Linked DNA regions of Mus musculus: all the other regions are linked to region 1. Evidence: chromatin loops called from intact Hi-C (ENCODE). Cell type or tissue: left cerebral cortex. All regions are shown on one strand.

Evidence for each region. Peaks named below come from ENCODE experiments on the same cell type or tissue, not always from the same donor. Only the 100,000 strongest peaks of a DNase experiment are listed, where the experiment ranks them.
Region 2: it touches region 1 in a loop (4-fold over the local background); 3 of 42 quality-filtered maps call a loop at or near these places.
Region 3: a loop joins it to region 1, with 2.0 times the contacts of the local background. A loop is called at or near these places in 8 of 42 quality-filtered maps.
Region 4: it touches region 1 in a loop (5-fold over the local background); 23 of 42 quality-filtered maps call a loop at or near these places.
Region 5: a loop joins it to region 1, with 3 times the contacts of the local background. A loop is called at or near these places in 20 of 42 quality-filtered maps.
Region 6: it touches region 1 in a loop (5-fold over the local background); 15 of 42 quality-filtered maps call a loop at or near these places.
Region 7: it touches region 1 in a loop (2.6-fold over the local background); 14 of 42 quality-filtered maps call a loop at or near these places.

Annotation. Positions count from the first base shown.
Region 1 is chr5:53,997,363-54,001,362 of GRCm38, forward strand. It overlaps Stim2 (stromal interaction molecule 2), which reads left to right and starts at 1,161. Exons shown (of 12, transcript NM_001081103.2): 1 at 1,161-1,672. The coding sequence starts at 1,522. In left cerebral cortex, CTCF peaks have their summits at 1,074 and 2,085; DNase peaks (open chromatin) are centred at 997, 1,823, 2,590 and 3,086; H3K4me3 peaks cover 2,917 bases; H3K27ac peaks cover 2,364 bases.
Region 2 is chr5:53,592,976-53,596,975 of GRCm38, forward strand. All of the region lies in intron 1 of Rbpj (recombination signal binding protein for immunoglobulin kappa J region), which reads left to right. Among named protein-coding and RNA genes, the nearest start is that of Rbpj, 4.5 kb to the left of the region's middle. In left cerebral cortex, CTCF peaks have their summits at 460 and 1,582 (motif pointing left); a DNase peak (open chromatin) is centred at 1,537.
Region 3 is chr5:54,044,240-54,048,239 of GRCm38, forward strand. All of the region lies in intron 1 of Stim2 (stromal interaction molecule 2), which reads left to right. Among named protein-coding and RNA genes, the nearest start is that of Stim2, 48 kb to the left of the region's middle. In left cerebral cortex, no CTCF peak of the experiment used is centred here; a DNase peak (open chromatin) is centred at 2,410; H3K27ac peaks cover 329 bases.
Region 4 is chr5:54,099,011-54,103,010 of GRCm38, forward strand. Stim2 (stromal interaction molecule 2) reads left to right here. Exons shown (of 12, transcript NM_001081103.2): 4 at 3,565-3,676. Among named protein-coding and RNA genes, the nearest start is that of Stim2, 100 kb to the left of the region's middle. In left cerebral cortex, no CTCF peak of the experiment used is centred here; DNase peaks (open chromatin) are centred at 2,040 and 2,543; H3K27ac peaks cover 1,312 bases.
Region 5 is chr5:54,111,928-54,115,927 of GRCm38, forward strand. Stim2 (stromal interaction molecule 2) reads left to right here. Exons shown (of 12, transcript NM_001081103.2): 11 at 3,992-4,000. Among named protein-coding and RNA genes, the nearest start is that of Stim2, 120 kb to the left of the region's middle. In left cerebral cortex, a CTCF peak has its summit at 1,558 (motif pointing left); a DNase peak (open chromatin) is centred at 1,556.
Region 6 is chr5:53,869,637-53,873,636 of GRCm38, forward strand. Tbc1d19 (TBC1 domain family, member 19) reads left to right here. Exons shown (of 21, transcript NM_144517.4): 14 at 2,617-2,701. Among named protein-coding and RNA genes, the nearest start is that of Gm40305, 56 kb to the right of the region's middle. In left cerebral cortex, a CTCF peak has its summit at 2,463 (motif pointing right); a DNase peak (open chromatin) is centred at 2,469.
Region 7 is chr5:53,944,074-53,948,073 of GRCm38, forward strand. The region is part of intron 2 of Gm40305 (a long non-coding RNA gene); the gene reads left to right. Among named protein-coding and RNA genes, the nearest start is that of Gm40305, 18 kb to the left of the region's middle. In left cerebral cortex, no CTCF peak of the experiment used is centred here; DNase peaks (open chromatin) are centred at 2,477, 2,855, 3,512 and 3,960; H3K27ac peaks cover 422 bases.

The DNA of each region.
Region 1 (4,000 bases):
TTCTTAACAATCCTAGCTTCGAGTTCTTAAATATGTGTGTGTGTTCAACACCTCCTTTTACATTTCAAAGGTTTTCTGAAGAAATGCTTTGATATGGGTCTCTGAGGTATGTAGCTTGCCTCTGAGTGCCATTTACCTGGGTCACATCCTGAGGACTCCTACCACAATTGAAACAAAATAAAAAAACAGCCAACAACAATAACAACAACATAGTCCCATTGCAATGGTAGCATCTACTTGAAGAAATAGATTCCGGTTCTTTTCCCCTTTTAGATCAATTGGATCTGGAGCAGAATTGCAAGAGCATCCACAAAACTGCTTCATTGCAGATAAGCAAAATGGTCAAGTCTATGTTGTAGTTGGGGCAACCTGTTCAGCTGGCAGTCTATAGAAGTGGTGGTTTGGCAGATGAGTGGCAGTGACTGCCTTCAGTGTCAGCATGGAAAATAGTAAGAAGCTAGAGCACATTATTCGAACATTTCCATTCAGTAGTTGATAAATCGGGCCATGTCCATTTATTAGCTATGGGCCGGTGGGTTGGTTAAGCTATTTTAACATTTCAGCGCTTGGGTTTCGTCACATGTAAAATGGCGATGAGATTGAGTTACACTATGCCACTGTAAATTGCTTAGAGAAATTCCTAGCACTCTGGCACAAGGTATGCGCTTTGCCAAATGTTTGTCAAGTAAATACAAAGCTAGGCTGGGTTTCCCTCCGCTTCTACAAAGCTGGCAACCGGTAACCCCCACCAACATCCAAGTTAGGGGAGGCCGCTGTTTCCCACTGCAAGGTTTTTTTTGACCCACGGGGTTAAAGCACTCAGAGGATCTGCGACGTCGATACGCTTTATCCAGGTCTCCAGGCTGCCCATCATCAGATCACGGCGTGGGCGAGACTCACTCCTTCCTCCCGCTCAGCTTCTCTGGCTCCTGAAGCACAGCCTGGGCGGCTGTCCCACGCCCCGCCTATCGGTCTGGGAACGCCCCTAGGGGCGGGGCCCACGACCACGCACGCGCAGTGCCGCGGCGTTGCGCCTGCGCCGTGGCGGGGCTGAGGGAGGCGGGGGATTGGTATGAGAGCGAGTGTGTGAGGGGAGGGAGGTGGCCCGGCCGAGCGTGGTACTACGGCGGGCGCGGGCCGGAGGGGGCGGGGGGATGCGCCGCGGCGGCGGCGCGGGCGCTGGGCTGGGGCTTGGCCGCGCCAGAGCAGCGGATCCCGGTGTCGCCGCGGCAGCTGCGCGGGTGTCGCGCTGGGTCGGAAGACGCCGTACCACTGCGCTCCCCCACTTTTTTTTTTTTTTTTTTTTTTAAATAACCGGAACCAATGAACGCGGCGGCGAGCCGAGCTTCGCGGGCCGCCGGTGAAGGGAGCGGGTCAGCACCCGGCGGGAGTCCGCTTCCGAGGCGGCCGGGCCCCGGGCAGCTGGCGGTGAGCGAGTGGCCGGCGGCTCCTGTGAGCGCTCCTCCCGCCGTGGCACCGGGCCGGGCCTCGGGCCGCCCTCTCCGGCGGCGCTGGGCAGCAATGCTGCTCTTCGGGTTGTTGGTGGCCGGCGTGGCGGACGGATGCGATCTGGTGCCCCGGCACCTCCGCGGGCGGCGCGCGTCGGGATCGGCCGGAGCGGCGGCGTCTCCTTCGGCTGCGGCTGCGGGCGAGCGCCAGGCGCTGCTGACAGGTGAGGCCCGTGCGGGCGACGGGCAGGCTTGGCGGGACTCCCGGCAGGACCCCATCCCCCGAGAGGGCGCCTAGCGGTTGCCTTGGCGCCGGTCGTCGCACTTCGGACGCCTTCCTAGTCCACCGACTGGCGCCTCTACTGTGCTTTCTTCGCCCTTAGTGGGCTCCTGCGAGCTTCCCAGCTGAGCAATGCAGTGGTTTCTCTTTCGTGCTGCCGAAGGGACCAGTGGGGTCTGTAGGGGACTGGGCTCATTTCCCCTCTTCCCAAAGCCGCCAAAGAAAGTAGGCGGCGGCAGCAGCAGCAGCAATGCGGTATGGAGTTGGCCCCTGTTGCCTTTGCAAAGGCGGCTGGCAGCTTCTTACCGATCGAGAGCCGGGCTGAGCGCCCTGTCCCAGGGGAAGCTGCTGAAGAGATTCTTTGAGAGCCACAGCACCTAGTGGCACTAGTGGTTCTGTGTTAGTATGAAGAAACGTCAAAGTCTGGTGTGTTTTTGTGGGGGTACGAGGACGCTTTAAGGGATGGAAAGTATATGCTGTTTGAGAGCATCACTGGGTGACAAAGGGTGCAGAAAGCGCAGCAGGTAACCAGAAACACACCTACAATTTACCAAGTGCAGGATATTTGTGACGTGGATTTGGGCAGCATAGTTCTGATGGAGTGCACCAGTACCTTTTTTAAACACAGAACGTTCTAGCACTTACTGAAAACTTGCAAATATGTTTGGTAAGGTTAAGTAGAAAATTGTATGCTTTTACAGCCTTCGTTGTCTTATATAACTGATCTGGTGTGGTTTAAGCAGTGATGTAAAGGTCCTGAAATGATTTCCTGGGGCACAGTGCTGGAGGTAGAGTAACTTATTTTTCTTGCTGCTGTGTTTATTTTTAAGGTAGATCTCTAGGTTTTCTGGAAGAACAGCAGGATTAAAGAGGAATAAGATGATTCACTGTTAATTTAACTGCAGTGGTAGCCCAACAGGCGTCTGGGAGTTACTAACAGCTGCTCAGCAAAGTGTTCAGGAGTCTTTAGATCATAGCAGCTTTCCTCTGAGTTCTGTGACAGGCTATTTCCTGTTGCAGACAGAAGAAGGATGTCGGTAAGCATTGTCAGGCACTTTGAGAGTTGGAGGGTATAGAGCATAATGATTAGCATACTCAAGGTACTCAAAAAACTTACCAGATCCTGGTCAGTTGAACCAGGCAAGTCATCACTGGTTGCCTTGGATAAAGGATTATAGAATGATCTTTAGGGACGTAGTATGTAGGGAGGGATATATTGGGTGGTTTCATGCTCAAATAGTTATTTTCTAACAAAAATATGGCAAGTGTGGAAGGGAACAGTGTTAAACTAGTTAAAACCTACACTAGAGTGTAGGTTGAGGGCTTATTGTCTCCCCTAGGAGTGGAACGTTAGCTTCTAAATGGTATAGTAGTGTGGGTCCCCCCACCTCTTTGGCAGAAATGTTTGATTACATAATGCCTTAACAAATGTGATTGACAGAGAGGCAAGTGATCTAGAACTTTGGTGTTTATTGACTCTTCAAGCAAGTATGTTTTACTGAGAACATCAAGAAATCAGCGCAGATGGACTTCTAATAAGCTGTAACCCTTTTAATTTTCTCTGTAGTTATTTATGGCACAGTTGAAAAGACGCAGTGATTCTTAGTGGGAAAGATCATCACACAAAGTGAAGTTGTGCTGTCGTGCTTTTTAATAAATTTGCTGAAATGTTGACCTCGGAATTATTTCTGTTTATAAAAGATCTCTTTTTTTCCCCTTATGTTCAAATATTAATTTTAAAACGTTAAACATTTCCACTTAAAGTTTCAGATTTTACAACTGCTCAGTATCTAAGTTGAATAATAGAATTTTAATAAGTTTATGAAAATACAGTCAGCAGGGCTGGTGTTTAGGGAAATGTAGATTGAAAAATGACTTGTGAAAGTAGAATGTGTTGAAAAATGCTTTGAATTGTATGGCCTCTGTAAGGCCCTTTCTCATTTAATAGTTTTTGTGGGTAGTTCTCTTTTATGGCTCCATTTGTTTTATTAAACCTGGGACATAAATGGATGGCGATACTTCACACTTCAGGAAGTGGAGCCACAGGCAAACCCTGTTACATTCCAGACAGTGTTAATGGATAGATGCAGACATGAGCATATGAGAGAACTACATTTTATGTGGATTTTGCAATCTGAAAACTTGTGAAAGAACTGTGAGAGAATTTTTCTCCGGGGTTCCCTGTGAAAGTGGCTGTCTCACTGTTGACATGTCTAATAGTTTCATAAACTGACAGCGACCCCATTCTCTGTTTTCCTTCCCAGATTAGCAC
Region 2 (4,000 bases), 400 kb before region 1:
CCAAAGGCTAGGAGTGAAATAAAAATGGTGCCTTAACTTAGACAGTGGGCATTTGGAAATATAATGAACGGTGGCTGGGTACCTTTCTGAGTATTATTTCATCTTTAAACTTATTACCCCGACATGTTTGTGGGGAATCGTTCTATTACATACGTCTAGGCACTCAGTTTTAAACAGTTAAGTTTAGGTAAAAGTTACTTCTTGATGTATACTCACAGACTTGTATGATCTCTTAAGTGGGTAAAATATACAAGTAAAAAGCTGCTATGGCCAGCTGTGATTCCTTAGATAATCGTTGGTATTATGGATGGGTCCAGCGTTAGAAGGAAATGGTTATGTTCTAAAGGTCTTACCTGTTTTAATTCTGAGGTTTACTTAGTTTTTGAAATAAGACTTGGCTTGAAAGCAAGCACTATTTTGCATTTTGCTTCCTCCTAATACTAGATTCATGTTATTTCAGCTAGGGGCAGTATTTTCTCATGGATTGACTAAAAATTGTTATTTTTGGCATTTGGCTTTGTGATTATTTCCAAGATATGTTGTTTCCTCTGCCAGCTTCCTAACTGTGCAGAATGGGAATGGAATAACTTGCCACATCTGTAGAGGTGCACCCTGCCCTAGGTAGAGCCCCCTTGGATGAACAGTGTGCTTAAGGTCTAGGAACTGTTACTGGAATGAGCTGATGTAGGTCATTTTATAGGAAGTCAAGTAGGAGGTTATGAACTAAGTTCTTGGCAAGTTAAAGGAGTGACAGTGAAATGAAAGAAAAAAAAAACAACTATGTGTTATTGAAGTTTGTATAAAAGATATAAATTTAGAGGGAGAGTGTCAAGCAGAAACAAAGAGATGGAAGGTATATCAGACTAAAACATTGTAAAATTATGGAATGCCCTTTATTGATTTCTGTATGTAGTAATACTTAATTTTTTATATTTTAATTTTAAAATTTTATTGTAGCAATACTTTTAAAAGGATAGTACAAAGTAATTTTTTGCACTCTTAGCCTGAAAAGTTTTATATCTGTCTTATATTTTTGGTATTTTGAAGAATATTTTCTGATCACTAGACATGATTTTAGACTTGGCTCTTGGTTTTAGGGGAAGTTTTTTTGCACTTGACATGCTGTAGATACTTCCTGATGAAACCCATTGTTCCTTTATTTTGGTAGTTGATAGTCTGGTGTCATCTAGTTCCCCAGTCAAAGTTTTGGGCTTCCTCTCTCACTAGCTCTTTCCTTCTGAACCTTTGAGACAGGTTGCACCATGCAGCCCGGGCCACCCTGGTACTTAAGATCACCTGCCTACGCCTCTCAGTGCTGGGATTACATGTGTGCTCATAGTTGAGCCTTTACTGTTTTTCTAATTACTAAGAACTGGTAGTTTTACCTTCTAAGGAACCCTTTTAATCTGTAATGACACAGTGCATGCTGACGTCGCTTCTCACCTAGTTTACCACAGGACCCTTTTCCCTTCTAGATTCACCTCTAGATTCCGTAGCTTCTCCATGGCAACTGCAGTGTTTCTGAGCAGTGAATCAATCACTCTAGTTCAAAAAGCTTTCAATGGCTCCCCCTACAGTCTTCACTAGGAGAGGCAGCAGGCTAGAGGGCTTTAAAGTTCTATTTGCTCTGTGCTGGGTTCCAATTCTATTTTTCTTTCCACTTAAATCTTTGTAATATTATCAGGCTGGCCTATCCTTTTCTCTCCCAACAGTTGGAAGATAATTATTCCCACGTTAAAGGGTTGTGACAGTTAAATGAAATCATGGGCAAGTGTTTAGTAGATTCAACACACATGCTTAATGCTTTAGAAAAATATTTTTTGCTATCGTAGCAGGTTCTTCATAGCTATTTCATGGTTCCTTCTTCAACTAAATTGTCCTTCTTTCATCTTAATACTCATATTTAAGAACTTTGAGTTCCAACCAAAATAGGCCCAGCAGTTTAATGCCTCCCTGAGTTTGGGAAAAAAATACAGGTTATTCTTTGAGGCCGAGATCAAGGAATAGTTTAACCAGATATGTCAGGCTAAGTTCCATGCTGTTGGTATGTGTCATTCGCTTTTATTTTAAGTTTTGTATTTTATTTATTTTGGTGCTTTTTAAAATTTTACTTTTGTTCTATGTGTATCAGGGTTTTGCTTGCATATATGTCTGTGTGGATGTCAGATCTACATGGGAGTACACACAGTTGTGAGCTGCCATGTGTGTGCTAGGATTTGAACCTGGATCCTCTAGGAAGAGCAGTCAGCATCCCAATGAGCCATCTTTTCAGCCCCCGGTATAATTCTCTAGGAAGTATGCAATTAAATTGTAGTGTAATTAGTATACTCAAACCATTTCCTTTTAATCATTTATATATTATATTCACAGGTGTGCCCAGCACTTGATAAGGAGTCAGAAAAAAATTTTAAACAGGTTTACATTTCTTTAAAACATGAATTAACTTGGCTATATAGTCTGAATTTAGTGTATAAAATTACTCTTGTAATAAGATACTCTTGGGACTGGAGAGATGGCTCAGTGGTTAAGAGAACTGACTGCTCTTCCAGAGGTCCTGAGTTCAATTCCCAGCAACCACATGGTGGCTCATAGCTATCTATCTGTAATGGGATCAGATGTCCTCTTCTGGTGTGTCTGAAGACAGCTACAGTGTACTCACAATAAATAAATAAATAAACAAATAAATTTTTTTGAAGGAAAAAAATGCTCATGTATCTCTAGTTTATGATTCTGTCAGGAAACTGCTGCTGGTGTCCCCAAAGGAGTTGATGTCGTCAGCCTCAGGCTGTCACATAGTATTAGAAAACATAGTGAGGTTCATAAAGATGTGTGTTAAGACGATAGGAAATACTGCTATGCATCGTTTATCCAGTAATGACAAGTGCACATTTCACATTGTGGTTCAGTGTGCTTGGTTATCAAGTAGCTCTTGAGAGGTTATTTACTTATTTACTCAAAGACTCAAAGACAAGACTTTCGGCCTGAGAGATAGCTTAGATTTTAGTGGGGAGGTTGAGACAGTAGATCCTTGGAGCTCTATTCGCCAATCATCCTAGTCACCTTGGTGAGAGGTTTCAGGCCAGAGGGAGAGGGAGAGGGAGAGGGAGAGGGAGAGGGAGAGGGAGAGGGAGAGGGAGAGGGAGAGGGAGAGACAGGCAGACAGACCCCCACCCTGTCTTTAAAAAAGTCTGAAGAATGACACCGGAAGTTGTCCTTTGACCTCGTCACATAGTTACATGTAGGAAGGCACAACTTTGTCTGTAGCCCAAGATGGCTTAACGTCATGATCTGCTGGCATTATAGATGTGTTACCACCAAGCCCAGCTAGTTCCATTTTTAAGTGTTTCAATTCTTGGATACATAAAAATGTACATGAAACCTTAGGGCACTGTGTACTGCTTTGGTTTTTTTTGTTTGTTTGTTTGTTTTGTTTTTTGTCCATACCACAGACTCAAATTAATGATCTATAGGGAAATTCATCTTTAGGAAAGATTGCTCACTGGTAATTTCCTCATCATTAGTTGTAAAATAGGGAATTATGCTTTCATTGTATTTACCTGCCAGGCACATTGTAACTGTTTTACCGGTGAAATTATAAATTAAAGGTCTAATAAAACAAGATGTGAGTGATTTGTAAATAGTAAAATATAGAGCTATTTTACTTAGTTTCCTTGATATCCATCCCTCCATGCACAAAGCTCACGATATACTTTCTGTTGCATCCTGTGGTTGTGGGTCATGTTTTAAGAATGGAGTAGTGTGTTAGTGCGTTTAGTACTTAGGTCCGCAACCCTTAAGATAGGGCTTTGACATTTTGAGCAGGCATATTTTGTAAATTACCAATCCACCAGGGGTGTTGTCATTGAGTCACCCCCAACTTGGGTTTAATTCTTGCTGCTCATGGATCTGCTTGGACACCCACAATAATAAAGGAATGTTGACTGCCTAGCTGCTACTATCTTTCAGATGCTCTGTTGGCAGTTCTGGGTGCCTCTTAGAG
Region 3 (4,000 bases), 47 kb after region 1:
TTTCTGGTTTTCTTGTGATGCGGAGGACAGAACCTAGGGCGTTGTGCTAGCTACTAGGAAGCATATGCTAGTGAGTCCATCCTTATCCCTGTAGCTTATGCTCTGTGATTTACTGCCTAGACTGCTATGATAGATAGACAGTCTTGGGTGACAAATACATAGGCAACATATCTTATCAAGAAGATTCAGATAAGCATATGAAGACACATTCCACATTATGCTTGTGTGAAATGCCAGTGAAAACAGTGAGCTATGTCATACCCTCAGTTTGGAAGACCACGAGCGCTGACGGTAGGAAGTGTTGACCAAGTGTGGAACACCAGGGACTCATACCCTGCTGGCAGTGGACAATGGTATAAATGGTGTTAGGAGGCAGTTTGGCCATTTCTTATAAAACTTACCAGTTTTCTGTGAAGTCCAGAGATTCCACTTGTTGGAAGAGTTGGATAATTACAAAAACCTACACATAGCTTTGTTCTTGATAGTAAAGCTTAGCAGCCAAGATGTCTACCAGCAGAGAATGGACAGATAAACTAGGTGGTTCATCCAGACAATGAGATATTATTTAGCATAAAAGGAAATGAACCAGTATAAAGAAACATGATTCTTTGTTCCTGCGAGTGTGTGTGTGTGTGTGTGTGTGTGTGTGTGTGTGTGTGTGCAAGTATGTACGTGAGTTAATGTGGGTGCTGTGGAGGCCTGAGGTGGATGTCAGAGTCTTTCAGTCACTCTTACATTTTGATACAAGGTTGTCATGAACCCGGAGCTTTCATGTACCACTGTGTTGGCTGTCCAGCAAGTCCAGGGTCTTCCTGTGTCTGTCTGACTAGTTGGGATCATAGGTGCAGCCTTCTGCTGGGCCTAGACTTTTATTTTTAAAACAGGGTACTTAGTTCTTATTTATGTAGCATACTCATTGACTGAGCTGTGTCACTGGTTTTCTAGTCAAATGGAGCCTAACTTTAAAGGTTGTGTAGTAAGGATCTAAACTATGATAGAAGACAAAACTAAGAAGATCACTATTTGCCAGGAGTTGGGAGTGAGGCATGAACAGGCAGAACACAGGGTTGGGAGGCAGTCCTACTACCCTCTGTGATATTTTAAGTGTGGCTGCGTGTTTCAGTGACTTAAGCAGACCCATAAAGTGTACAACAATAAAAGTGAGCTTTATAAAGTAAAGCCTTTGGGTGGTTACATGTCACAGTGTGTATGTTCATCAATGACATGTGGACAATTGTAAAACAAAGTTGTCTGGAGTGAGGATTTGTACTCCACCAGATAACTGAGTTCTCAACAAGTTTCTCCTTTGACACTTTTCTGTGTCACTTCCACCCTAACCATAAGCCACCTTAGTGTGCAGATGGAACTCGGTGTGGGCAGGTGTCTCACTTGAGCCAGTAGTCCCCTCAGAACCCTAGGCTTGGTGTTTTTGATCTTCACTGACGATAGCCCAGGCTGTCTCTGCAGAGTCACTTCCTGTTACGGCACCACCTTCAGTTGATAGTGGTTTCTTCCTCTAAACTGGGCAGTAAGATTAGCTTATTGGAGAACCATGCTTTGTTGCATGAGCCTGCCCTGCACAGTGTTGTTGCTTAATGTCCTTGCCCTGCCTCCCATCCACAGTCCACAAGAAGCTGTGGGGAGAGTTTGAGAAGAGGGGAGCAGAAAAGACCAGAGCACTGCTGGTTGACACCCTGCTAGCGGGTTTTATTATTTGTGGGTTCCAGAGTGCATCTTATTTCCTTCCTGAACTTACTTTTATTGTCCCTTTAAAGTATCTCTTTCATAGGTCACAGCAGAGACAACTGTGGACGTGTCAACTCAAGCACATCATTTATTATGCATCTTATAGTGATATTATAGGTGGAGTATGGGTCAGAACAGTCTCTGTCCTTGACCTCACAGAGTTTCTTTATCGTTACCTTCGCTACTAAAGGAGCCCTGGGAAGGCTGTGCTTAGCATTTTAAAGTTGCAGTTGGATATTTTTGCATTGTGTATTGTTTATTTTGTTCAGTAAGTAAATAATAATATCTGAGAGTGAATAGACTTCATGTTAAGCCTTAGATGAACATGAAACAATTGAGCAAAGTACAGAATCATGAAATTTGTACTGCCTGTTTAGATTTACCCTCGACCATAAAGGGGTGAGAAGTTGTCAGTTGATACACTTAGCTTTCTAGTCCCCTGAGTAATTTCTTAAAAGACTTCTCCAAACATTTATATTTAAAAGCCAATTAATAAGTAATTCAGTAAACAAATAATTTTGAGCATTTCTGTGAGTCAGATCCTGTTCTAGGTAGTGTGGAGAGGACTGATCAAAACAAAGCCTGTGATTTCATGACTGCATCTCAGTGTGGGAGTTAGTGAGGAGAGAAAGGCACAGTGCTGCACACTGTGACAGGGAATGTGGAGAGCATGGAGCCAGCAGAGAACACAGGCCAGGCTGGTAACCTGGGAAGTGCTGCACACTGTGACAGGGGCTATGGAGAGCATGGAGCCAGCAGAGAGCACAGGCGAGGCTGGGTAGCCTGGGGTGAAGGGAGTTGGTCAGCCATGGTATGTCAGGGAGAAAGCCTAGTGCTGGCAGAGGAAACTGCAAACATGAGCTTCTTTGCCAGTGAAGACTTTATGTATTATTTTTTGCTTTATTCAGAATAGTCTTTAGATCTTTCTACAAGCAGGTCTTTTCTCTGAATGTTAACAACGCCTATTTAGTCAAGATGAAATAAATAACCACAATTTCTTATGTATACTTTATAATATGATAGACATTTCATATTTCCATTATCACTGTATTTAATGTAACTATTTGCCACATATGTTCTTGCCTGTGTGTGTCTTCATGGAGAACTTTGAAGAACCAATACAAATGTCACTTTTACCTTGAAGATTTTCTTTCTGTGGGCATACGCAAGGTTTTCTTCTTATTTATATACTACTCACAGATGTCTGCCATTGTATGGTTATCAAACTAACTTTTTTAAAAACTTATTGTGCATGTGGCTTTTGACCTAGAATCAGTCATTTGCTAGATAAATGATTTGCAGTTAATATTTAGCCTTGAATATTTATATACCTTTAAACCACTTAAGCATTAAGCCATTTAAGCCATTGAACATGACACCCATTGAGGCAGATAGTGAGACTATTCAAATTTGAGGTAAAGTTATGACACAAAATATTTACCACAGAGGTGTGGCTATTTCCCATTGCTAATCCCATTGCCAAATATCTAACAGAAGCAACTTAAGGGTTTATCCATTTTGGCTTGTGTTTTCAGAGGTCATGAGTTTACTACGGAGGAACAGGCCTAGTGGACTGTTGAGTGTGTAGTGATAGAGACTTAGGCAGTGGATCTAACATAGCAGTGGTCCAAGAAGCAGCAAGCAGGACTAGAGATAAGGTGTGGCTAACCTTTTGTAGCTCTTCCTAGTGACACATTTCTACCAGCCAGGCCCTGCCTTGTGCAGGCTCTGTGGTTTCTCCAAAGCTTGCCACATATGTGGGAATAGGAGTCTAAATTTAAGCTTGTGAGAGCAAAGTTCACACTTAAAAAGTTGTGTGTTCAAGAGAAATGTGAATTGAAGTGAGATACCCTGTCCAGAAGATAAGTAAGGTAGAAATTGTGTATGTTGGAGATTGGGAATGTCACTCTGGAACCTTCCTTCCCCACCGGACATAGATGCTTTTTGGATCTGTCAGTTGCTTTCTCAGTCAGGCAGTATCAGTGGTAGCAATACTCCTTTTCTAAGACTGCCGACACATTTCTTTATATACTTCGTACTGACTCTTGGATTTGGTGGCTTGAAGAGCTGGTTAAAATCCCAAATATTATGTTAAGATAGGTATGATCTTACTAATCAAGTTACCCATGAGTCATTTCCTCTGAAAGGTACAAACATAGGGTTAGAGATAATAGATTACATTTATAGAATGGCTTTGGTTTTCAATAGTAGAAAATTCTAACTAAAGGAAATAATTTTAATTCACTTAAGATGA
Region 4 (4,000 bases), 100 kb after region 1:
TCAGTTGATAGACATGTGTAATCAAATGTATGATCTCTTGGCCAGGTGTCTCTTTATAGAATCTAGAGATAGCAGCTACATTTCTCAGTAGCTAAAGGGTACATGTCGAAATGGATGTGTAAGTGTGTATTTAGAAAAAAAAACCTCCTTAATTAGCTGGATGACAATAATAAGTCCTGGGCAGATGAGATGCCTCAACAGGGGAAGGGGATTGCTGCCAACTCTGAGTTTGACTTTTGAAACCTGCAGGTAGAAGGAGATAACTGACTCTTGAAAATTGTCCTTTTACCTCCACACTTACAACATACATGTGCACATTTATTTGCACATATCTATACACATAAATACGTACACACACACAAAATAAATGCAAACCACTTTAATAAAAATTAAGTTCCTCTTCTCTTAGTGTTCATCATCAGAGGGCAGGTTGTGAGGACAGTCACATCACATGTATATTGGTTTGTCTCACGGTTGATCCATGTATAGATGATGACGAATACAAAGGAGACCAATGCAATATTGAACTGGGCATTGGGAGAATGTTTAGAGGAAGGAGTTCTTAGTTTGAGTCAGAGAGAGTAAGGACAAGGCAGGCAAATGGAAAAGAGAGGGAAAGCCAGTCTCAGCTGAAGAGTGTTAGGGTCCACAAGGACACAGGGCATCTTTAAGAAGCTGCAGATCGTGCAGTGTCTGCCATTCTAAAAACAGCTTGCTCTGAAACCTACTGTGGCCATTTACTAATTTGTTTATACCTAATTAAGAGTTCTACCTTGAGAAAATTGTAGGCTCAGCATGGGAATAAATGTACTGCTTTCAGAGCTGCTACAGTGTCCACATGAAATAACATTCATAAATCTGGTATGTAGTACATAGTTAATGTTAGCAACAGTTTTTATTGGTGTCCTAGCCATTTTTAGAATTCGATCTTCCCTGTCAGCATTCTGTAATGAAATGTTCCGGGCTGGTTGTTCAGTTTACAGTGCTTTAGACAACAGCCCTTTTTTGTTATAACGGAATCAGAAAGACAGAATTTTAAAGTAGCTCAGTTTATTACTCTGTTTATTCAAAAACTTAGCCTGAGTTAAAGAGCTACGGTGGCTCTGTGACTCAGGTACACCTCTTGGCAACGGTCTCTTTCCATTCCCAAGTGTGCTGAAAATCACCGAAATGTCAGCCTATAGCAATTGGCACAGTTTTGAGCAAAAATACTTGGTAAGCAATTCCAAAGTCAGTGACAGGTAGGCAGAGGGATGGGGCGGCTTCAGGTCGCTCTTTGTCACTGGGGATCTCCTATGCAAACAAGCCTAGGTTGAACAGTACTCACTCTTTAAGTCTCATCTACTTCAGTAGTTAAGTGGCACCCAGCAAACTGTGCATGAGTGCTCAGTAAGGAACTTATACATCCTTTAGTGGAAAAGCAGATGTTAAAAGAATTCCTTCTCTTCTAGATGATTGAAATTAATTAAATTCTGTGGGGAAAAAAGTTCTTATGAAGAACTGAATTTAGCTAAGAAAGGAAGATTCAACAAAAATACAGAAGATGATAGGATTCAAACCGGTTTCATATCAGGTCTTTGAGGACGGATAAAAAGGAGCCACCGTAGGGGTTGAAAGACCAGCAGAGTATTTGGAGCAGAGGGAGCTAATACAAAACTTCTCATGTCCTGGTAATGAGAAGAAAAGCTGTTTGCAAGGAACCCAGACATCAAGTGGAAAGCCAATTCTTTCCCTCAAGTAACTCTGTCTTATGATAGGATGGTATTGTTTTAAAGATGCATTCAAAAGAGAATTGGTTTTACAAACAAAGCTATTTTAGACCAGCACAGCTGTCCACTCAGGTCGAGTAGTATTAGGACTGGACAGTTTCGTGCGCTTTTTTGCATTTCTTCCTTTGAATCTGGTCTCCTTGGAAACTTGATGTGTTGGGTTGCTTAGACTGGTTTTTTTGCTATTGAAAAATCCAAAGGCAGAGAGAATCTTATCCTGTTTTCCTGGCTGAGAGTTTTGTGTGGGTGTGTGCACTGCAGCTGTGCTGTGGGTTTCTTGGCATTCAGACAGGGCAGTTCTCCATGTAATGCATCGCAGAAGGAAGAAGCCTTCGTGTAACAAGGCTACTTTGACTGGATTAGGTTCAGCGGAAGGCCCCTAGGGCTGGGCTGCTGGCTGGTAGCCTCACTTGTTTGTCTCTGTGGCTCCAGCAGGCTCAGCCCATATACAGGTGTGAGGGTAGAGATGTGTCAGAAAGAGAACATAAGAGCTTTGTCTCAGTATAAAATTGCCACTTAGCAATACAGTTTTTAAAGGTTTTTATTAGTTAATTATACTTTGCTTGTTTTTTCTTTAAAGATCATTGAAAAGGGCAGTGTGAAAACATTGCATGCAAATGTGCATTTAGCATTTTCTATAATTTATGAGAATGCTCTTTTCCTAGAGCCTTTGTGCACAGATGGATCTGCAGCACTGCACCTACCACTTCCTCCTTGTCTTCAGCCCCGTTTGCCCTCTGCTGTGGTTTTCCCCAGTCGTCACATTAAGTGTAGACAGCATGCAGCTCTCCATTTCTCAAGCCTTCCGTTGGAACAGCTTACCCTTTACACAAGCAAGCCGAGAAAAGCCTCCAACTTAATTCTTATGGTCTCTTCTTGTTTATCCTTTTGCTCGTGGTTGTTGCTCTCAAAGTGCTATAGAGTAAGCTTCTATCTTTGTGTGCCTGTGTTCAGATCCAGTCTTTCCTAATGTGGTCCCTCTCTGACTTTCTGCCTCTTCCTAAAATACAATACAATACAGACCAAACACAGCTCAGCAAGATTACATCAGATCTTCAGAATTCTATGGCTTTTATTGTAGGCTTTAGTTGATGTAGTCAAGCCAGAGGACTTACCTAATTCATTCTCATTCACATCCTCTCTCTCTCTCTCTCTCTCTCTCTCTCTCTCTCTCTCTCTCTCTCACACACACACACATACACACACACACACACACACACACACACACACACACACTCATTTACCCCCTCCCATTTTTTAATGACTAGCATGATTTAAATGTTTCCTTCCCCCATCTTTCTTCATTTCTAAGTTGCCCCCCCCCCTGAATCTTTGCCCAGGGCACCTAGGTTTCACAGGGGTAAACAAGTTCCCCATCTGTTCTCTGCTGTATGCTGTAGTGCTTACAGTGGCCTGACTCTCACGGGGTGGTTCTCTGATTAGATGCATTAATGGGCTAGGTAAAGTGCCAATCAAGTCTATATCTAGTAAGGTGTTACACCCATGGAAATGGGTTGTTTCATCCTTTAAAAACTCTGTATTAATGCTTATTTTAGAATTAGTTTTACTGCAGTCTGTCTAATTGTTTTATGTCTTTTTTTCTGTTTTAGATTGTACACATTTGGGAAAACAGGGGTGGGCCTCACTATTTTCAGCTTACCATAGGATGCTAGATGCTATTTTACTACCACTTATTACATCTAATTGAAAACTTAATCTCCCATATGTAGATGTGTTCAGATCTTAGTTTTGAAAGCAGTGTGCTTTAAACTATACCTTCTTTTCTGTGTTACAGTTCACAATTGGACACTTGAGGATACCCTGCAGTGGTTAATAGAATTTGTTGAACTGCCACAATATGAGAAGAATTTTAGGGATAATAATGTGAAGGGAACAACACTCCCCAGGTCAGTGGTCACCCAGAGGGCGTTGAGAAATGAGATGTAGATGCAACCTTTCAATTCTAAATCTGAAAGATACTGCTGGGGCTGATGGGAGAAACCAAATACTATAAATATATCTGTTTGAAGCACTTTATCTTTTTCTTATTTTATTGTGTATGTATTCTTTGTGTATACACGTATTGTATGTATGTGTGCGTGCGTGTTTGTGGCGTTAGAGTGCAGATGACAGTGCATGTGTGTAGAGGTCAGAGAACCATCTTTCCTGAACCTTTTACCTTGCTTTGTTATCAGTGTGTGCACGCAGCAACTTAGCAGGCCCCCAAGTTA
Region 5 (4,000 bases), 110 kb after region 1:
GTAGTCAGTGCTTGACTCTTCTGTCAGCTTATGGTTTGTCCCATTCCCAAGGCTTTTCTTTCTTTCTTTCCTTTTTTTTTTTTTTTTTTTGGTAATATTTTTGTTTTGCTTTTCAGTGCATTCTTTTATTAATAGTGTTGCCCTGTTCTGCTTAACTCATGGAGAACTAAGTCTTTCTGTCTTCAGCAAAATTCAACTGTGCTTGTTTATGAAAACTTAGATGTGATCTGTATATGTGTATGTATCAAACATATATGCATGCACGTAAGATGTGCTAGTTGTTTTAAGATGAGCCTTGCTGTGTAGCTCAGGCTAGCCTCCTGCCTTAGCCTTCTGAGTATTAGGACTGTACTTGTACGCCAGCGTAATGTTTTTCTAGAATGTGAGTCCTTCGGAAGGGAGCTTTTGTATTAATATTTGTTATTAATATTTGTGTGTTAATATTGCGTAGTGTTGCGTGCTCTGCTTTTGTGTGTGTTAATATTGCGTAGTGTTGCGTGCTCTGCTTTTGTGTTTTACTTTGTAGAGAACAATCTTGGTAAGATAAAATTTGAATGCTTGAACTCCTGACTTTCTGCAGTTACAGATGTTTTCAGTTTACAGGTTTTTATATTAGAAATTATTCTTTACCCTTATTACCGCTTGCCTGGTCTATTTTTCCAATACTTAGGACTTCTTTTTTTTATCATGTCAATAGAATGAAGCTCTGAAGAGTGGAGAACTAACTCTGTTAGCTTAGTTCTTGGTTGACTGACATCTCAAACTATTAGATTTTGATGACAGTCAAGCCATCTTATCTGAGAATTTCCAGTTTGGCCTTTTCTGTTCAATGTTGCAGCTTTCCTGAGACTGTTAGAACAGTTCTGATTATACAAGAGAGTTGTGATCAAATCCAGCTCTTAATCTGACAGATAACTCCCGGTCAGTGGGACCGCTTTTGTCTTTTCCCTGGCTTTGAGTCTGTTACTGGCATAGTGGGGTGAGGAGGCAGTAACTCTCCCAGGGAGAGCATTGGCTTGTAAGTTTGGGGAACACTGGAAGCAGGAGACCTCATTTGTCTCCTTGTCTGGACTATGAGCTGGTGATGGTTGAGTTGCGTCTGTATTCAAGCTGGCTTGCAATTTGAATTTGTCTATTTGCTTATTGGCTTATATATGTGCTCTTATATAACACTGAAATCATAAGTGCATATTTATTTGAAAACTAAGCCTTTTAAAAATAGTTTTTCTTTAAAATATGTAATTGTTGAGAATCATAATTGTGCTTGAGGAAGATCAATTTCTTTAGTTAAATCTTTTTCTTGCCTTTTTAGAAGCACTTTTGGGAGTTTGGAAATGGCAAAACTTTATTTTTATTTACTTTTTTTTGATCCATTAAAAGAAGATACACTAAATGTGAATAATTGGCATATGTTTTAAATAACTGTGGTAATATACATAGACATTTATACTTGTAAGTGTGAAAAAGTACAAGAGCTGGTTTGAAATGTTATAGGAAGTTTTAGAAATTAATCTGATCGCTCATAGAATTGGAGAGCTGTGCCTCCACCTAGTGGCCACGTAGGGTGCTCCATTTTGCTTTGTAAGTCCTGAACTTTATAAAACAAAGGCTGTTAGCCTGAAGTGTACTATGGTAGGATGAAGGTGCTTCATTTAAGGATCTCTTTATTGGCTATGTGTTCCTTATGCTTGAAACAATGCCCAGTAAGCACACTTATTGAAGGTAAATCGCAAAGGAAGAGAGTCTAATACACATAATAAGACTGTCTGTAGTTTTACATGAAGAAACCCCAGAAACTGTTAGTTGATGAATAGAGGATGGAATTACTCCTCCTTCCCCAGGTTTTAAGTATCTGCTAAATCCTTTCAGAGTAGAATGTAGTAGTAATGTATTCCAAACTTCTCATAAAGCCCTTTGAACATTCTTAAGGTCACTGAAGCCTGTGCCCATCCACTACAAAAGTAAACAGGTTGTCTTACTTGTTTTTCTGAAATGAACCATATCATCTCTCTTTCCCTCTTCTAAAGTTGTGCTTTTCTAAAGCCCATTAGAACATGCTTCCTCTACATATGTAATATCTAATATATACCATTGCTGCATACTTACACCACCTACATAAGTATCATCAAATTATAGATATCATTTTTCAACTTCTTTGCTCAAAATGTGCTTCAGAGCTTTTCTGTGCTTATCCAAGTTAGATTTACTGTGATTGTTTAACATGAGACAACCGAAGCTTGTTTATATACTTAGTAACATGGGCTCTCTCCTTTCCCACTGAGATTCCTTGTATATTTTTCTTTTAAAAACAATAGTAGAAACACAAATTGTTATGTTATACATTATGCACAGCTCTAAGAATTTCTCTGGACCCTTTGAATGATTTTTGATCATTAGGCAAGGATCTCATGGCCAAATTGCCTTCAAAGGGGTTTTGTTTGTTTGCATACTCAGTGTTTATGAGTCCTGCTTCTGTCTCCTCACTCACACTTGGCATGATTAGTTCTGTAGCCTGGATGAATACGAAACAATACTGCACTGTTCCTAAACTCACTTCATCAATAGTTTGGGGATATGTAATGCAAATGTGCAGCCTGCTTCCCTCATCTGTTTTATCCTGAGGCTCTTACAAGGTTTGTTGTCCCACTCTGCTTCCCTCTGTCTTCCCTATCCCCTTCTATCACACTCTCACCACTTAGGGGCTTAACATAATGTGATTTAGAAACTCTTCATTTGGTGTTAGTCTTGTCTGCTGTGTTCTGATATGTGGGCTGTCACTCATAGCCATCATTTTGTTACATTTGCATTCATTATTTAGAAATAATTACCTGCTTATCATTCTGTTTCACTTTCTTTCCTTTTTTGTTCTTTTTTGAAAATATAGCATTGATTAGTATTTTGTTAAGCAAATTAGAAGAAAATATCCTTATTGACACTTTTACTGAAAAGTAACAGTTTAACTAGATAACGGTGTAGATTAATTTCATTCTGTATACTCTCCAAAGTGTTTTCAAGTTCCTGGTGAGAAATTTATCCTCAGTCAAATTAGTGTGGTTTCTCTTTAGGTAATCTCTAATTTCTGATTAGTAGGAGAATTATTTCATTTCTTGCTTTGTGGTTTCTTCATAATGTAATTGGCAAGACAAAAGGTCAGAGCAGACAGGAAAGGTCAAAACTCTTGATTGATTGAGTGTCAGCTGGATCCTAGAAATAAACTCATTCACTGTGATGATGATTGGATGGGTTGGCTAGAGCTGAGTCCTGGGGAAGAGAGCATTGGTGTGCAGCCTGAGGCCTGCTGCTGTCTGAGCCCATTTAATGAAGGCGTGCTCCTTTCCTGGTGCTGTGGCACAGGAAGGATGCCGCATGCATGACGAGCTAGCTTGAGAAGGTTGTTCTTGGGCTGCTTTAGTGTAGGAAAAGAAACAGAGGACCATTCTTTTGTTCCACCTGCATGGGTCTTAGATAGGCAGTAGACACAGGGAGACCTAAGACACAGGCTTCCTGAGGACCTGTGTTCAGGAAGCAAGCTTTGGTTTCAGCTGAGAGACTGTGTAGTCTTCATTTAAACCTTCTTAAAGGTCAGATAGGTTGTGATACGTCAAGACTATCCATTGATACTTTATACAGTGTTTTTCCTCCTGATCCAGTATGAGTGTTCATAAACATTTATCATTTCTTCTAAGTGTGTGATAGAGACTTTAAATCTAAGGGTTATTTTGAATAGCAGTTTAAGTTCTTTTTAATAGTGTTAGATTTTTTTTATAGCAAAACTACATTGGTGTTCATTTATTTTAGTTTTACTTCTGTTACCATTTTAATACATTTGTAATAATTTTTCCATTGGTTGTAGAGAAGGGCATTTGTTGATGTAGTTGCTTGAATAAACATTAAACCGATATTTTACATCAGTTCTCGTGTATACGTTTGGGAGAAGACAGTTAAGGGACATTGGTGGCTATGAGCATTTTCATTGGTTTGTATTTTTCAGGGACCGTGG
Region 6 (4,000 bases), 130 kb before region 1:
ATGATTGTCAGTATTGACAACCTAATATCCATTTTTTTATCCTAGAAAGGAAATGTATTTCTCAGCATAGCAGTATCTGTGTAATACCAGCATTTACTCTCTTATAGTAAGTTAGTTACATTAATGTTCCTTACTGTTAAGTGCTAAGAACATGCCCATTGATGCAAAGGCAACTGCTCCTACTGCTAGGCATATATACTCCATCTCCACAGCCCCAGAGCCTCCTCTCTCAACTAAGTTCCAACTGTTGCCTCCCGCTCCCAGGGTACTCTTCCCCAGTTAGCCTCTCAGTAAGTTTCTCAGGCTCTTTCAGTGTTTGGTCAGAGGGCACTTCTCAGTAGCCACTTTCTTTTTTTTTTTTTTTTTTTTATCTGTTTTCATTTTAATTGACAAATCATAGGATATTCTCTGATCAAGTTTTTTCCCTTCCAGATCAACTTCCCACCCACCCAACTCTCTCATTCTCATTGTCTCCTTCCCTCCTTCTCTCTCTCTCCCTCTCCCTCTCCCTTTCTCTCTCTCTCCCCCCTTTCTCTCCAAAACCAAACAAATCTGAAGTGACAATTAAAACAAAATTAAGCAGTGAAAACACTAGGCACACATGCTCAAAACAGAACCCATAAAAACACAAAATCAGAAGCCATGATATACAAGCTAAAGAGCAGAAGGACAAAAACAAAAAAAAACAAACAAAATAACAAAATAAAACAAAAACTGGAACAAACAAAGCAACATTAGACAAAGAAAATCTACAAAAATATGATTAAGTTTGTTTTGTGTTGGACATATACTGCTGGGCAGAGGGTCTACCCTTAAGTAGTATTAACATAGCCTGTGAGACTCCACTGGAGAAAGATAATGTTTCTTGGTAAGTGGCTATCGATTGGAGATAATTTCTTAGGAATGGGAGCTTTGTTCACTTCCCCCTTTCCACACTAAGATCCTGTTTTGCTTGATCCAGTGTTTAGATCTTTATCTTCTATTTATATCTAAGCTCTTAGAAAAACTATAAACACAGTTTGGAACCAGTATCTATTGATAGATTAATGAGCTAAATGTAGTAGGGTTGTCCCAGAGAGTTACTTTGTGCAATATGGAGGCTGCTATTCTCATAGCTTGAACTTATAGACTGCCAGGCCCTTCTCTGGGCCTCCTTTATCTTGCTCCATGCTTGCTACTTAATGCACCAGTTGATGTCATCACTTAGCACACTTGCTGTCTGTCACTTCCCTTCAGAGCTTTGTGTTTGTGTCTTTCTTTTGATGTACCCCTACTTCACCCTGAGGTTTGTGCTTCGTGTAGTAAGAGCGAAAGAAGGGAGCCAACTGATTTTTAGAAATCTGTGGATGTCCTCCAAAGAGTATTTCAGAGTGATAAGAATAACTTAAAAGGACGGCATGTTGAACAAGTGTAGGTCATAATTATAAAGTTCTATAAAGGTAAATAGAGAACAGTGGGGATTATTCAAAAATCCAGTGCTGGAGTATTTTCCAGAAATGGAGATATATAAAGTTTTAAGTTGAAGAAGCATGACGGTTGAGCATTATAAATATACAAATCCTAAATTAAATATATTAAGAGCCAAGAATAACGGAATATAGAGAATTAATAGCAATGTAGTAATAACTGTAGAGAACATTTTAATCGTGTGATATCCCAGGTGCTACTCTAAACACTTCCCATATACCAATTAATCCCCACAATACACTTTGATTGAAGCATTATTACATTCACCTTGCATATGAGAACACAGATACTTAGAAGTGCAGGCACTGGCCCTTGTCATTCAGTTAATAAACTGTGGAGCTCCAGTTTAAAGTCCAGCAAAATGTCTAGATGGACAAGTGCCCTGGCACAATGGGTTCTAATCCACTCCCCATTCTGTGCCCATCCCCTCTGCCTCCCACCCCACCCCAGTTTTTGTGGTATTTTTATAGACTCCTGGGTCTTCTAAATGTCCCTTCATCTTCCTAGGACTGGACTCCTGCCCTCAAATTTAAGGCTAGTGTCAGCAATTCAGTTTCTTCTATTGGGAAGCCCTGGTCCTGACTGTACCCTCTCTGTTTTAGCTCTTGATAGAGTTGCATGTGCCTTTGCTGGCTGGGACAGCCAGCTTCTACTTGTATTGGGAAAACCTTTCCTTTGCTGATGCCATCCTTATTAAGAATGGAGACCTCTCCTCATTCTTGGCATGCCCAGCTATGAACTGCACACCAATTAAGTCTGCTTTCAGTTTCATAGACCCCTCTGTGCTTGTGTGTGATTGCCCATGGGTACCTCAATGTAGTCTCATCTGTTAAGTTTCTCACATGTGATTTTCATTTCCAGATAAAACATAGGATAATTAGCACATAGTTAGCATTTTTTTGTTTGCTGCTTCAAAGTCTGGGGAGCAAATAGGGAAATGTATGAGAACGGGCAGCCTTCACATGGAGTCCCTCTGAGAACATTTAACGAAGGAGTGCCAATAGAGGGCGCTCTTCCCATTGCAAAGCCCAGCACTGACCTGAGCAGGTCTCCTCCAGCGCCACCTCCTTATTAAATTAAAATTAATTGAATTAGCATCAGTTGTTGGGTTGCAGTGCTCACTGTTGATTTTTCCAATGTCATGTTCAGGTGTTACTTTGCTTTTCACGGGATACGTCTGTACTGGGCCACTTTGCATACAACAGTGCTTCACCGCCGAAGTCATACATCAGAGGTAACATTTAAATAATTCTAAAGAGAAATTATTGAAGACTTTCATGATCATTCCAAGAACATTTGAATATTTTATATTGGTATTTCCAATTTTAAGTTGAAAATTATTTCTAATTTCTCTGCAGTCCTAATTACTGCCTTTCCTTTCAATGTCAGCACCCAGGCAGATCACAGAACCCTCTCCTGAAGTGACAGAGATTGCATTTCCATTGTCTTTTTGGTTCTTGACATCTCCTGCCTCCTCTGTCCCATTTGTGCCAAACCTGTTGTTTTCTTCTTCTTGCTACCCATAGCCATAGATTTATCTTTTCAGATTTTCTTAACTTTCTTTTAGTAAGTTGGTCTTTGAATTCTAGTTGGGCTACACTTAAACATTACGGTGTGGTAGATGTGCTACATTACCCCTTTATTCTATTCTTGTGGTCTCTCTACTGCGAGCTGCCTCAGCATGCCCCTGTACTATTCCAGTGTGCTGTCCTCCCCTGAAGACTGAGCTAGCCTCAGCCCTTCTCTTCACTGGGCAGTCAATACCGCACACTAAAATCCCTTTGCCCTGCTGTGCTTGTGTGATGCCATTCTGCTGCTTCTATGAAGAATAAACATTTCTTCAGGATTTTATCCCTGCCTGCTTGGTGTACCTCTTGCCCTAGGACAGCCCAGTTTTCTTGTGTTGGAATCAGGCTCTTCCCCCCAATAAGGGGCTGCTTTGCTTCTGAAATGAATACATAAAAATTGCTTTTCTTTTTATCTAAGGAGGTTATTGGGCTAAGGAAATGGCTCAGTGGATAAAGTGCCTGTGGTGCAAACCTGAGAGCCTGGCTTTGGTTCCCCAGTGAAGCCAGGCAGAGCACCGTGCCTATAGCCCTAGCACTGGGCCCAGATGCTCACTAGCTGGCCAGCCTAGCTAAATTGTCAAAGAACAAGGTAGAGGGTGAGCTAGGAAGACAGCTGGCTTTGCTCTCTGGCCTCTACATGCATACACACACACACACACACACACACACACACACACACACACAAATATACGTACCCTACACACACCCTTCCATCTCATCCTGCACACAGAGTGATCATAAAATTTAATTGCCTAATGACCTAAACACCATCTTAACCTAGCTTTCTTTCCTTCCCTGATAATCTCACAATGTGCTATATTCGTAGTAGCCTTAGTGCACGAAGAGCTTCATATTCCATTACCACAAATTATAGGCCCTTGGTGGACCAGCCTATATGTCATGTCTACCAGTCTACCATCAGTTTCCCTCCCTTGACACAGAAACCCTTAAAGCCCATTTAACGA
Region 7 (4,000 bases), 53 kb before region 1:
CATCTTTGTGTAAGGCAGCCTCGCATAAAGAAGTCACCTGTACTGAATTCAGTAGCACTGCTCCCACCAGACGCATGTCCTCATAGACTCGACGTGTGTCCTTGGGAGGAGCTTCTGCAGATACAACTAAGATGAGGCCATGTGGAATCAAATCAGGTCTTCTAGAAGACCATATGAGACACAGTACAGACACAGTCACAAAGAAAAGAGACCTGGGATGAAAGAGGCGGAGACTGAATTGTGCAGCTTTGAGCCAAGGAGTCACAGAGATGGTCTCTGTAAAGCCAGAAGCTAGGGAGAGCTGTGGGAGAGCTGTCCTGGGAGCAGCCTGCAGAGAGAGAGACCAACTCTCGGAACCATTTGAATTTATATTTCACTTGTTTAGAACTTTTGAAAGAATGAGTTTCTGAGTTAGTGAGGGAGAATAAATAAGGAAGTGATCAGATACCTTTCCAAGCATTCTGAACCCCCAGGACAGTGTGAACATCTTTATTTTTGGGGTTGTTCAAGACAGGGCTCTCTCAGGAGGGAATTGGGACTCAGAGGTCTCCCCACCATCACCTTAGAACTTAGAAAGCAACCACCTTGCCACAGACCAACTCGAGCTCAACATGACCCAAGAGCCATCACCTGCCACCAAGACGGTGTCCTCTGCCCAGGAGAAAGGACATTCTTTCATAACCAAACTCATATCATGCCATCTATTGTCTGGAAGATTCCAAGTGCCTGACTCTCTGCTGCTGGGCTCACAATGTGCCCCATCTCCTGCCCCACCCTCTCCTGGGAAACTTACTTCCCCTCTCAAACTTTGGAGAGAAGCTGGGAGTGAGGGAGAGACAGAGAGACAGAAAGAGAGCTCTTCTTCCCAAGGGGGTCATTTGGCAAAGGCAAAAATAGCTTAGAGAAACCACAGAGGAAATTATGCTTTTGTCAAGACTCTGCACCCTCAACATGCCACTTGTCTGGCCAGTTCATTTGGTCCTATCCACATGTAGTGCCATTCATTCAAGGCACAAAAAGCACCCAGCTGCTGCAGCACCCCTCCCTGCCCCATCTCCTTCTCGCCTCTGTTCTCTTCCCATACTGCTTGACCTCCCCTGGTGAACCCTGTATTTGGTGTGGCAAGCTATGGGTTGAGGGCATTTTTCAACAAAACTATCAGGTGGACAGGGGTGATGCAGACCAAAACAAATGGTCACATTTGGTTTTTACCGAACTTCTACTCCATTCCTGGCACCATTGATTTCATTCCGTGCTTATTATACCCTGAGAGTGACCATTCACTCCAATTTGGTGATGGGGAAACTGAGTTATAGGGGCTTGATCAACTTCCCCAAGGTTGTGCAGTGAACAAGGGCTCACAAGCCAGCTGCTGATGCCAGGTGCCATCACCCAAGAGCCCGCTGGTGACAGTAGGGCAGATGTCATAGCACTGCAAGAAGCATCCTCACACTGTGAAGGCTCTGAAATGATCCCTCTAAGGATGCTTATCACTTCTGTTGTGTTTCTTGACATACATAGTGTGACTTTCTGGGCAGTGCTCTATCAGAAACCTATATTGAAACAAAAGATGGTGACATGAGTCACTGTGACATATATGCCATTCCTGGGTCCACCCTATCAAGCTGTGTAAGCTTTCACAAGATAACCCTGATCTGTCTGGCTGTGAAATGCTAGCATATGTGCAGTTGGGACTCAACAATTTGATTTGCGTCAGCCTCCTTCTCCCCGTAGAGACTGGTGTGAACTTCTGGCTAATGAGGTAAGATGTTCTCACCTTAGGTCCCATTTAGAGTCTCACATTAACTCTGGTCATTGTCAAATTAAGAAATTTAAGGCTAAGCATGATCTGTGGAAATCAAGCATTTGATTTCTGGCTGCAAATAATTTATAATTCATAAATTGATAATAATTTATAATCTGAACTATTATAAAGATATTAGGGTGACCTGAATGACTCACTCATTGCCCAGTAGCAATCCCTTTCTGTCTGTTGGGAACACATGATGTTCTGAAGTGAACACTTGACTTTGATTGCGAAGGCAGATAAGGTTCAGGCCCTGGCTCAGTAGAGAATGGCTATCAACACCTTCTCTGCCCGTATGATCCAGCTATGTTGAGGCCAGTGAAGACTGAGTGATTAAAAACCCACAGACAGAAGGTGCTGTTGAGTAACTTGGTGCATTCATGAAGTTGTGTTTTCTGGCACATGTCTGGAGATGGGGAGGTTACAAAGACACACTCTAGTGTGAAAGAAGGGCATTGCCAACTGTCTTCCCCGTCTCTCCCTCCTCAGTGCCCCAGGAGATGCTTCTCTTGGACCAAGCATGTCCTGGGGCTTCCTTGTCCTCTGGCTCTTAGTACCCAAGGCTGAGGAACTGGACAAGAAAAGGCACAGAGTGTTTTTTTGCCTTCAGCTTCCTGCCACCCAAGCTGTAACTTGGCAGCGCTGCAGTTTTCTATCTAAGTGACACCCTTATTGAGCAACCTCTTTCTCTTGACTCCAGTGCAGTGCTCACCTTTGTGCACCAAGTAGGTTAACTGGGAGGTGATGCTGGGAAGGATGGTGCAGGGGAGTGGGGAGGTGGGTTAGGAGAAAGGAGGGTAACATCACAAGGCATACAGATGGGCATGAATTTGCGTAGAGGAGCAGCCGGGCTCAGAGCTCTGGAAAACAGGACCAGCCGCAGAGTTGCCCCACCTGAGTAGGGAGAAGGTGGGGCACCGCCTCTTCCGATGGGGCAGCATAGCAGCAGCAGCTGACTGGCCTCCCACTGGTGTTAACGTAAGGGGCACCCCCTGTTCCTTGTGGCTCTGCCAGCCTACCCACACCTCCGTGAATCTTCCCTTCATCACATTCTCTTCCGTCATCCCCTGAAGTGTAACCACGTCTTTCCTTCCCTGACTCATTACAATAGTGAAGATCCTAAACCCTCCATGAGCTCCTGTCTGCAGAACCAGATATGTAGCAGACGCTCAGGTCCTGCCCACATCCCTATCACCAGCCAAGGCTTCTTCAAGCATCTATGATGGTCTGAGGGGGTTTTCTCCTGAGTGTGTCACACAGGGCAGGCCCAAAAGAACAGCTTTCAATGGAAAGTGGAGGGGACCTGGTGAGTGATTCCTGGGCCATTTTGATTCTGGCGAGGATGAGTCCAAAGCACTTCTACAGTTCTCCAGAGGTCTGACTTGAGCTCCTCACAGCAACAAGCTACTTGCTGGTATATCTTGAGTTGCCAGCCCTCCTGATCCTGAATCACTTCCTGACCTACCGCTACCCCCCACTCCACTAGCCATGTCTGTAGTGACACAACAAATACCTAACACATACTAATGAAGAAATGAAAGCATGTTTAGCCCTGAGTTTTTGAGGCTCAAATCGATGCTTGGGCAACCCAATTATTTTGAGCCTCTACTGAAGTTTCCAGACATAGATAGCAGGAGATCATGACAGCATGTCAGTGAGCCAGAAAAAGAAGAAAAGAATGAGGTTTCACAGCCCACACCTTCAACGACTTAAGGACCTCCCACGAGGCACTGCTTCTTAAAGGCCCACAGCACCTCCCAGGGATGTTATATACCTTTGCATAAGGAAGGTGCACACCCAAACCATAGCAGGCACGGCTCTGACAGCTTGTCCCAGGATCACTTCCTAATGAAACCACCTGCCTAGGACACTCTGTCTCAGACTGTGCTGTGTGAGAACTCAAACCAAGAAGCCTCCGGCCTGAATGACAGCCCCTTCCAAACAGGCCCCACAGGAATCTTAAACTGACTGAATTCCTTTGCAAGGGCCATTAAAACCCTTGATGCTCAAGGCCTCTGTTCACAGTCCGTTCCCCCTCCCCTTCCCCAGAACCCTCTGATTTGCCTTCTTTCTATCCACCAGCCACACTCAATTATAGGCAGTTCTTGGAACACTGTCTGCTCGTCAAGTTTCTGGCCCTCTGCCATGCTGTTCTCTCTGCTGGGAATAGCCTTCACCCACCCGCCATACATT